Regions from separate parts of the Homo sapiens genome. Here region 2 is linked to region 1. A link is a contact called in ENCODE Hi-C or POLR2A ChIA-PET data. All regions are on one chromosome and are shown on one strand. The core of a region is the stretch at or near the end of the contact, and the rest is flanking DNA. Distances in the headings are between cores, read along the strand shown.

Region 1 (5,685 bases), core at 922-3,421:
AAAATAAGAAACACTCACTGGTGTCACTGATGGTTTAGGGCTAGAGAGTTTGAACAAAGTAAACTACTTTTGAAACTCTTCCTTTGAAATTTCCACCAGCATCACAGGACACAAAGAGGGGCAAAGAATATCCCACTACTTCCCTGTCACACACTTCTGTGATCAAAATTTAGTCACTTACTTCATAACATCAGAATAAGCTACAGGAGACTTCAGATGTTTCTCAAAAACAAATCATCTTAAGGCTCTGAGAGAATTCTTAAAGAATATGTTATGAACAGTAAAAGCGTCAACACACAATGTCCTAAGGTATGTGCTTTAAAGAGACTCACAATAATTAGGACAAGTTTATCTGGTCACATGTTCCTTATAAAATCTAATTTTCTTATATTAGCATTTCATCCACTTCTTTGCAAGTCTTTTTTTAAAAAAATCCATTTTATCTACCAAACCATAATATTAAGATGCCAACATATTTCTAGATAAGATATTCTTAAACACCATTCAGATTTCTTGATAAAAAATTCTAGATAAGGCATTCTCAAACAGAAATGCATGCATGAGCTAGAAATCTCAGAAATTACATATAAACTTTTCCTGAATTCACAGCTTTCTCTATGCTGAATATAAATATAAATATAAAACAAACACCCATATGCCTACTATTTAGATTCAAAATTGTTAAAACTTTGCCAAAATCACCTTATCTATGCACTCGTCTCTCTCATGGAACCATGTGAAAGTGAATTGCAGATATGATACTTTCATGAAATACTTAATAAGCAACTCCTAAGAATAAAGATATTTTCCTAACACAACCAAAATACTATCACACCTAAGACATTAAGTTCCTAATGTTATCTGATAGCCAGTCCATATTCAAATTTCTACAACTGCCTCAAACATCTTTTACAGCAGTTATAATTTTTAAGCCAGATCCCATCAAGATTTGTACACTGAATTTGACTGTTATGTTCCCTTAGTCTCTTGTAATCCGGAGTAATACCCACCAGCAATTTGTTTCACGACACTGGCTTTTTGAAAAGATCAGACATACCAGTTTTCTTGAGAATGACCCACATTTTTGGTCTGTTTCTTCCTGGTGTGGATTAATTTGTTTTTCAAACCCTTCTATTTTCTGTAAACCTTGTGTTATAGTTTGGATATCTGTCCCTGCCCAAACCTGATGTTGAATTGTAATCCCCAATGCTGGTGGTGGGAGGTGTTTGGATCATGAGAGTGGATCCTTCATGGCTTGGTGCTGTCTTTGTGATAGTGAGTTCTTGAAAGATCTGGTCATTTAAAAGTATGTGGCACCTCCCCCACACTCTCTCTTGCTTGCTCCTGCTTTCGTCATGTGATGTGCCAACCCCTCTCCTCCTTCTAGAAGCTGAGCAGATGCCAGCACCATGCTTCCTGCAAAGCCTGCAAAACCATGAGCCAATTAAACTTCTTTTCCTTATAAATTACTCAGTGTCAGTCATTTCTCTATAGCCATGCAAGAACAGCCTAATACACCTGGTTAGATTCAGGTTAAACATTTTTGGCATAAATTGTTGGTGATGCTGTGTAGTTCGTCACATCAGGAAGCTCCTACTGTCAGGCTATCCTACCACTGTGATGCTAAGTTGAACCACTTTGTTAAGGTGGTGACCGCCATTGTTAAGGGTATACTTTCCCCTTTGCTGGTAATTTGTGGGTTATTCTCTAATAAGATTATTCTGTTCCCCAACATGCTTTCAACTAGTTTTGCATTGACGGCACTTGCCTGTTCAAATTTTCACTGCAGGATGCAAATGCTGATATTCTGTATCCTTCTATATTTTATTTGGTAGCATCCATTTGTAAAGCAGAGGTTTCTCTTACCAATCATGAAAGAACTACAGTTTCTCAGTAAAGACAGGGTGTTTGTTTCATGTAATTTACAATTTATAGAATGAGAAGTTGACATCATAGTCACCTCCAATGATGCCCAGAGTGTCTGTCTGTCTCTTTCTCTCCTCCCACCCCATCTCTCATCACTATGAGTTCAAGAATTTTTATTTGTTCAGTGTTTTACACTCAGTTGCAGTAATTCTCTTGAATGCACAAATTGTCTGAAATCTGACCAGTGGAAGCCTCTTCGACCTGTGAAGCCCAGTGTTCTTATCCCACCCACACATATATTACACTGAAGAGAGCTCAACAAAACCACAGTTATTTGCCTAATCTCCACATCCTTTGGACTTCACAGTGCTTCTCCTAGTGGAACACTTAACAAGTATGTGTTTTTATAAAGCACTTCCTCTACAGATATCAGACATTTTAAATTAGCGCTAAACAAATGAAACAGCTATTAATAAGCTCAAGCCTTGACGAGAATCTTAATTTTGTTTCAGAGCTTAATCTGAACAAAAGCAACAGACACTAACAAAACATGTAATTTAACTCTGAGAAACGCTTTTTGGAATACAAAGAGATTTCTTTATGTTTCCTCAACAGTTCTCCTTTAATACAGACCTACTCACTGACACACAATTGAAGTATAATATGGGAATCAACTAAAACCTAAAACAATTGGGAATATTTAAGATAGAGGGGGAAAAAGTTAGTGAAGTAAAGGTTTTCAAAGACGCTGCCCACCCCCATCAGAGTTCCTGACTCACTGGGTCTAGAGTGAAACCAGCAAATTTGCCTTTCTAATAAGTTCCCAGCTGACACTGAAGCTGTTGGTCCAGGGACCACACTCTGAAAACCACTGGTCTACAATGATTCCTGTTTCTTATCTGCCTCTTTATCTTTCCCCATCCCCCCTCTCCTCCACCTCCACCAAGCTCCTGGACCTCTTATACTTCACTCTCCTGCCATATTTCCTTTACCTACAAAACACGACAACAACAACAACAACAACTGCAGGTGGCTAGCAGACCATTCGTGAGGCAGTGAGGAATAGAACTTGGGATGTTGATGTGATTCTTCTGCCTTAAGACCTGCTTTCCTGAATACCCCCACTCCTACTACTCTACTATCCTTACAAAGAACAAAGTGTTTAATTGGGGATGGGGGGAGATCTTGGGTTTTCTTGTAACTCTCTAAAAGAATATAAGCTTCAGATTAATGTCTTGTTTATAAATCTACAACCCCAACTAGACCAGCTTCCATCCCTTTATTCCATTACTTGGAGAGATAAAATAAGGTCCTATTATAGAAGAAACTTGGGGATTAAGTCATATTCAGCCTACTTGATCTATACATATATGCCTATAATCTGGAATAATAAAAAGTGATTCAAAAAACTCCACTGACATTTACTGAGCTACTGCTTTGCTCCAGAAATGGGACTGAACTCTGCAGACACAGAGAGAAGACTAGATCACAGACTAGTGAGTGAGAAAAGAGCCAAAATCAGGTACTTACAAGGTAAGTACTGCCCAGAATGATGACCCTGGAGCACTGTAAAATGTCCAAGCAAAAAGAAAGCCAGTGAAAAGTTAGCAATTCACTGTCCTCTGGGCATGCAGATGTTAATGTTAACTCCAGCCCAGAGACTGTCAGCAGGCAAAGGGGTTCATACACTCAGGAAGGCCTTTTTCTAACACATACCCGATTCTGATTACGAACAGAAATCCTGCAAATCTACAATAATGCAGCTACAAAAGCTTCATAGTTTGCCCCCAATGGGTACGGAGGCAGAGAGAATGACCAGATCTGACCAAAAATATCTGTTGCCGGTTAGGATTTTAATTGTGACCCAAAAGAGAGCAATCTGGAGCTCATATCCCTAACTAGAGCCAGGGTTTAAAATCATATCCCTACTGTGAGTCTTGTTGTAGGGACTAAAAATTAAAATAAATAAAATAAAACTATGCTCCATGTGGCTTTCTCAGAAGCCACAGCAAGGGCTGAATAAAGGGAATGCATGGTCAATGCCTGGCCTATCCCACTTAAACCACAGCAGCTAAGTTTCCACTTTTTTTATTTGGTTGTGCTATCTAGTAATATCTCCATTTAAAGAAGAGTTCCACTGCTAAAAGAATCTTTAAATAACAAATATAGTTCAGCCAACAAAAGACTGGGATTTGGGTCCTGGACTATTCCTGCCCAGCTTTGTAACTCTGGACAAGCTACAGTGTAGTGATACACAGATAGCAAAGGTTTTGATGGATCCAGATAGCCTGGGTACAAACCCCAGCTCTATCACCTGCCAGCTATGTGGCTTGGGCAAATGACTGAAACTCTCTGTGCCTCAGTTTCCTCACTTGTAAAACAGGGATAATAATACTGTCTACCTGACAGAGTCATTGTGAAGATCAAGCAAGTTAACACAAAAATCACTCTGAACAGTGTCTGGCTTAACCATTGTTAGAGATTCTGCTATCATCATCATCATCATCATCAATCGCTTTAGGCCTGATTCTTTATCTGTAAAATAAACATATTATCTCTAAGTCATCTCATATTCAGAGCCCAAAATTCTTCTAACTTCATGCAAACTTCAAATATTGACCACTGACTTTTGCCAAATGCACAAAATGCCAAAGCTTGATCAGAATATGGGGGCACATATATAACCCCTCCAGTTGTCAGATACCAGCTCCCATTTCAGTATTTATCCATACCAATCTACAATCCCAACTAGACCAGCTTGTAGTAGACCAGCTACAATCCCATCTAGAACATGAGCCTTGTGAAACAAAACAATCCATGCCATCAAGAGAGAAAAGGAAAAGAGAACATCTAGTCCAGAGCCTTAGCTGCAGGCAGAGGCTGCTGCTCAACAGAGATCCGCATCATAAATAGCCTAAGAGAAGCTACACATCCCAGGGAGGCTGGTTTGCAAGTCTGCATTTTATGCCAGATTTAACCAGTCAAAGTTAAATGGAAAACGTGTATTATTAATAAGAGGCTCAGTGTCACTTTATTTCTTATGCTAAAGCATAATCGATGATACCAGAGAGAGTTAAGAGCTTTTAAAATACACCATGTGGTCCCTTAACAAACATGACGCCTCTTGATGAACGCTTCTCTGCTGGTGTCCCTGGCAAATAAGCAAGAACACATAGCAAATTGCTACATGTGAATAGCAAGCCCCCATTTTCCTCTCTGACACAAATGGCTCAGCAGTGACTCATGGCAAGACCAGGAGGCAGGGAGAGGAGGGGCAGGCAATTGTAGACTCCTCTCAGTGGGGCACTTAGGGGGATAATGAAGCAGGAAGCAGCTGGAATCATTTTGGGCCCCCTGAGTAGCATAAAGAGAACAAAAGGTAACCAGGAGAGAGACGTCTAGATTCAAAGCTGAACCCTACCAAGTTCTAGCTGGGTAACCTTGGGCAAATTAACCTCTCTGAGCATCTTCAAAATAGGGAAAGTACTACTGTCTTGAAAGGATTGTTGTTGTAAGAAATAAAGGACTAGGGACATGGATAACTTACATCATTATTGATGTCTTCCCAATTACCAGGACTGCCTAACTATCTATGTGCATTTGTTTCACAGAATCCTCATAATAATCTCTATAAAGTTGGATTATTATTATCCTCATTTTCAAATAAGAAACTGAGGCAAAGACTCGCCCTTTAGTCCTTTTAGCCATCATCCCAGGCCAGGAGCTAACCCTGATTTGTCGCTATTTCATGAAGCCTTCCTTAACTATCCCAAGCGCAGTCAAGGTCTCTTATAGGTAATCAATTCTATAGGGTCCCCT
Region 2 (5,709 bases), core at 1,819-4,318, 66 kb before region 1:
AATATCACCAACTTTTGTAATTTGAAGGGTTCAAAAAATGTATAAACCTTAAGAGCTCATCATCATTGTCTACAGATGGGAAAAAACAAGAAATTAGAACTTTAAAAAAATGAAAAATAAAAAACTCCGGTTAGCATCTTTATAAACAGCTATTATTTGAGTGAGCCAGTGGGCCTAAGGAGAGAATACTAGAATACAATTATTCTATCAGGTCCATTCTAGTAAACACCTAGAAAAAGTAGCTATTTTGAAAACATCATTTTTTGTTATATAATGTCTACATCATCTGGCAGAAACATTTCTTTCTTGCCAATACATTTTGGAAGATAACTCAATTAGTAAATGTACAGAACAAAAATATGATCCAATTATTGATAAAATTAATTTCCGCAAGATATGTTGTTACAATTTTATGATTCTTCCCAAGTTTTGCTAACAATATTGCAATTTTTAATTGAAAATAAAAAATAAGTACAGTTTATTTAAAAATATGGCTCCTGCAGCACCTGTACTGGAGTCACTGAAGGAACTCCAGTTCCTTGTTGCCACACCCTGACCCCCACCCAATGGACTATGCCAAGGTGATTACCTGGGAATCTGCATTTTAACAAAAGATCCACAGTTGCTCTGACATAGGGGTTCAAAGACCACCCTTTGAGAAACATTATTCTGTATGTTCCCTACTCAGAATATGTAGCTAATTGCTTCTCCATCTAATTATAGCCAATCTCAACCTCTCAGAACCATCACCAGCAATTAGGACCTGTCCAGGTTTGTAATACATGATTTCAAGATGTATGAGCAAACACTTCCTGAGCAAATGCAGGTGCAAACAGTGATTACAGAATGACCTGCTACATCAGCGTCACTGCAGGCAGGCACATAGGAGAAGTGGCAGCTTCTGCAGAGCTGTGATCAATGAATGCAGGTATAATGTTCCAGAAGGCCACATGGCACAGCTCATCAGGCCTCCTGAGAGACATAAGGTGGTCCCCCACAGGACTTGCCCACATTTGTGAGCTATTTTGGTTTCTGCTCCTGTGTGTGTCTTTGTGAGCACTGGTGTGAGGATGCACACCCCTAGGTGTAAAAAGCCCCAGAGTAAATAACAAAGTTATATCTGCCTGATATAAAATCATCAACACTTGCATCAATAGGCAATGCTCCAGAGTTCATTTAGAATACCAAGACAGGTTCTTTTAAACATCATTAGGACCCAACAGCAACTCAAATGCATTAAAACAGCTGGGTTCCTGTGGCAAAGCAGGTCTAATGGGACTGAGGGTTAAGTACAGCAAGGGGTGTGTCTCCTCACCCCAAGCCTCGGGGGCTCTCTAAGAGCAAAGAGTGATAGTAGTGAAAGCGTATAATTCAGCACGGTTTTGTCCCAGATAGTATTCACTGAAATGTTCAAGGGAAAACTAAAAAAATGCAGTTATATTGTATCTATATTCATATTTAATTAAAAAGAGAGTTAACAGCACTTCCAAGAGGGAGGTCATTCCTTGTTCAGCACAAGATTTCTGTGCAAAGCTATGGGCAATAAAACAATTCAACATATAAACATTTACAAAAGCTACCATTTCAGTAATGCTACTAATGCTTTAGCAAACAACTCTGAAGATAAGAAACAAATCACAATCCTGCAGCTGGGGGCAGCCATAAGAGAATCAAGATCATCAACCACTGTCAAAGTCCAATAAAATCCACCCTCTCTCTTCCTTCTTCTCTTGTTTGCCTCTGGGCTCCAACTGCCTTTAACAGAGTTGTATCATATGAAAATGTTTACAAGAAACAAAGTTATATGTAAGAACTTGAATATGATACAGTTGGCCCTCTGTATCCATGGATCCAACCAATGGCAGACCAAAAATGTGGCCTACAATGGTTGCTTATATACTGAACATGCACAGGCTCTTTGTCTTGTAATTATTGCCTAAACAATGCAATATAATAACAAATTGCATAGCTTTTACACTGTACTAGGTATTATAAATAATTTAGAGATGATTTAAAGTTTGTGAGAGGATGTGTGTTGGTTACATAAAAATACTATAACATTTTATTTAAGGAACTTGAACATCCACAGCTTTTAGTATCCATGGGGAGTCCTGGAAAGAATCCTCCTTGGATACGGAAGGAAAAATGTATCCCAAAGTTCAAGAGAACAAATAACCATTTACTCCTGCATAGTAACTTTATGAAGAGCTAAAGGAAGAAAGGAGGATGAAGTCCTACGATAAACTCACAGAGAACACTACAAGATGTCAGCAGATTTTACATAAGAACCTCACACAGTTGTATACATTTAAAGAGAACTACACAAAGGTAAGACATGAGCAGGCAGCTGGGATTGCCAAGCATTCCCCTAGGTTGGTTTCCAGACAAATAGGTGTTTTGTGTGGTTTTCTTTTTTGGAGACAGGACCTCGCTCTGTTGCCCAGGCTGGGGTGCAGTTGCGTGAACATGGCTCACTGCAGCCTTAACTTCCTGGGCCCTTGCAATCCTCCCACTTCAGCATCCCAAGAAACTGGGACAACAGGCATGCGTCACCATGCCCAGCTAATTTTTTTATTTCTCTAGAGACAAGGTCTCATCATATTGCCCAGGCTGGTCTTGAATTCCTGTGCTCAAAGCAATCCTCCCACCTTAGCCTCCCAAAGTGCTGAGATTACAGGCGTGAACCACAGCACCCATACCAATAACTGTATGTTTGACCCTTTGGGCAAGGTGTGACATTCAACTCTGCCTATGTATATACATAACTGAATCTCCAAATGCACCTTTGGCTTTTACAGTCTTAGAAAATGAATTACAAATTGGGCATGAAGACATCCAACAGTTCTCAAGCAACATTTACCACACAGAATTGCCTGCGTCTGCCTGTCTTAAAGCCCACCCACAATTTCATTTTCAATTAACAGCTCCTCGAAAGGCAGTAATGAAAGCAGTTGCTAAAGAGCATTCAGATGTCACCGAAAGACTGCAAACCCAAACTGTAAATAGCACATTGTGAGTCGCCTGTCACCACCATCAACTCCCACGGGAATCACGCAGCATGTGGCTATCACAACCATCTGCTCAGTTCCCCACCACCACCAGTGCAAACCACACAGACACCCATCTCCTCCCACTTCCCACTCATTACCTGTCATGTACAGACTTGTGTGGATACAAGATTGCTGTGAACAGAGATTAGAATGCAGAATGTACAGAGGCTTATTTCATGTTCTTTAGCTGAGATCTGGCCACATGCAGATAACTTTATATCATCACAAGAGGGAAAAATGTAAAATTTAATCAGCACAAAAATACACAGTTTCAAATAAAGAAAGGGAGTTCTGTCCTACCCTCATCAACTACCAAAAGTGTACTGGCTAGGCCTTATTAAAGGAAAGATGTGCTCCCTCATTCTTCAATCACTGACATTGTAGAAATTTATGGGAGCCAGAGTTGAGAATCACTCCTGTCACTTTATCTTTCTTAACTCCTCTATCAATATATGGGATTTAAATGGCCCTTAATAAAGTTCTGCATGCACAAATACACATATAAAATTTTCTTACTTTGGGAAATATAAAAGGTCACTGTTTTATGGAACAACTCCTGTAGGTATCAGGATCACCCAAGCTGAATTATGGCCCATTCTTTTCATTGCAGTTCCTTTTCCCATTCAGCTTATTTTCTCTCTGCAGGTTTTATTTTATGAGGTGGTAGTTAATGTGCTGTGTTGGTTAATTTAGGGTATCAACTTGACTGGATTAAAGAATACCTAGAGAACTGGTACAGCATTACCTTTGGGTGTGTTTGTGAGGGTGTTTCCAGAGGAGATTGGCATGTGAGTCTCAGTGAACTAAGTAGGGAAGGATCTGCCCTCCATGTGGGCAGGCACCATGCAATCAGCCGGGTGTCCAGATAAAACAAAAACAGAGGAAAGGCGAAATGGTCTCTCTCTCTCTCCTAGAGCTGGGATATAATTTCCTGCCCTTGATCATCTAAACTCTAGGCTCTCTAGGCTTTGGACTTGAGGACTACCCCAGTCTCAGGCCTTCAGACTTGGTCTGAGCCATACTGTGAATCCCAGGGTCTCCATCTTGCAGATGGCTTGTTATGGGACCTCTCAGCCCCCATAATCATGTGAACAAATTCCCCGAATGAATCCCCTCTTATCTACCCACATATATATTCTACTGGTACTTGCTCTCCAGAGAATCCTAATACATATGCTATGTCCTTTTCATAGTCAATTTTTACTAAATTTTTATTTAAAATTACAAATGTCATTTAGGATAAAATTATTACTGGTCATAACATTCCAAAGATGTATCTCACTGAAGTTAAGTGATGTTTATGCTCACTATTCCCAACATTCAGGGCTCACAGCAACAAAGTATAGAGTCAAAAGACACAAAATGAAAAACACGAATAAACCTGTTTCCAAATGCTCAAGATAAAACAAAAGCAAAACACCTTTCATATAACTCATTATTATATTAGTGTCAGGTTTACCAATCCCAGTTACAAACCAATACTTCCAATACAATACGTGAGTAATTCCTGAACACAGACAAGCCTAGATTGGGGTTCTTCAATTACCTGATGTTAAAACTAGCATCTCACTCTTATTCAAGTCAATCAATATTCCAAAGAGAGATCATAAGCCAATCTTTTATTCCCTCCATCTTTCCTTACAGTTTTTCTTATTTCTATACTTTAGGCAAGGGGAAAAAGTAGTATGCAACTTAAATTCATAAAAAGGAAAAAAATATAAAGAATTTTATTTGATACCTTAGCTTGTAACCTTCACATGACTACAAAATTTTTCGAAAGCAAATGAAATCCCAATTAACATGGTAAACTTGAAATTTTGAAGTATGAGGTAGAAACGGTTTAACTGACATTCTTAATACTAGTTCAAGGTACCAGCAGACATCTAAATATTATAACAAAAGTATGTATGAAAGAGCACATAGCAAAGTTCATGTCTTTTCATTATGACAGTAAAATCCCAAATTACATTCGTGTCTCAAATGCTCTGATTTCCAGAAACCTGTAGGCTCTAGAGTCAAGCTGGATAAATACCTGTGTGATTTTTGGCCTAGATTTCCATCCAAAACTAATTAGCAGATCTTCAGAAACGAGACTTGAACTGGATCCGTTTAATCAAAGTTTTCCATTATAAATCCTCCTTTGCAAGTTAATTTCTACTAGTAACAAATTTAGAGAAAGCTCTTCAGACAAAAGCAGTAAGTCTAAGTCGTGCTGAAATAAGGGACCAGCCTCTGGTAGCAAACACTCTCAACAGGAAAGAGCATGGGCTGGGATAGACTGTTCCATCAGGACAGGTGGGAAGAGAGGGTGGCTCAGTCACCTGGGCTCTTAAGTCTATAGCACCACTATCACTTACTCCAAGGAAGACCAAGGTACAATGTCAATACATGAAGCAGATGCAACCATGCAGAGTTCTAGTAATCACTCTAATTTTAAATGCCTGGCACTGGGATGGATTCCTCTTCTTCCTAGAAAGCAGTAGACACTTTTGGTGTCTACAGTTTACAATGTCAACTACAAATCTCCCACCATACTGGATTTTCAGAGAGAGAAGAGCAAATTTTTATTCCTAAAAAGAAATACCTACCCAGATCAACTTGTATAAAGATTTTTAAACCACATAAGACATTCCCACATAAGCCATCCTTACCAGCAAGG

What was found. Hi-C counts contacts between places; a loop is a spot of excess contacts on that map. ChIA-PET counts read pairs that join two places held with the same protein, here RNA polymerase II (POLR2A). Pooled maps may share reads with other maps.
Region 2: a map with no recorded cell type shows a loop between it and region 1 (10-fold over the local background). The contact joins two enhancer-like sites. A Hi-C loop is called at or near these places in 5 of 168 maps with a recorded cell type or tissue (A673, B cell, GM12878 and 2 more), 14 of 37 single-sample maps with no recorded cell type and 6 of 50 pooled maps. POLR2A ChIA-PET finds 5 or more read pairs at or near these places in 3 of 52 experiments (H1, OCI-LY7 and activated T-cell).

Annotation. Positions count from the first base shown.
Region 1 is chr7:69,836,994-69,842,678 of GRCh38, reverse strand. The region is part of intron 1 of AUTS2 (activator of transcription and developmental regulator AUTS2); the gene reads right to left. Among named protein-coding and RNA genes, the nearest start is that of AUTS2, 240 kb to the right of the region's middle. RefSeq lists an enhancer at 2,037-2,156. Within about 2 kb of position 2,171, at least 2 of the 41 ENCODE cell types and tissues checked have a DNase peak (open chromatin) inside an H3K27ac peak, as active enhancers do; they include GM12878, where a contact is called at or near this core.
Region 2 is chr7:69,903,815-69,909,523 of GRCh38, reverse strand. The region is part of intron 2 of AUTS2 (activator of transcription and developmental regulator AUTS2); the gene reads right to left. Among named protein-coding and RNA genes, the nearest start is that of AUTS2, 310 kb to the right of the region's middle. Within about 2 kb of position 3,068, at least 2 of the 41 ENCODE cell types and tissues checked have a DNase peak (open chromatin) inside an H3K27ac peak, as active enhancers do; they include GM12878, where a contact is called at or near this core.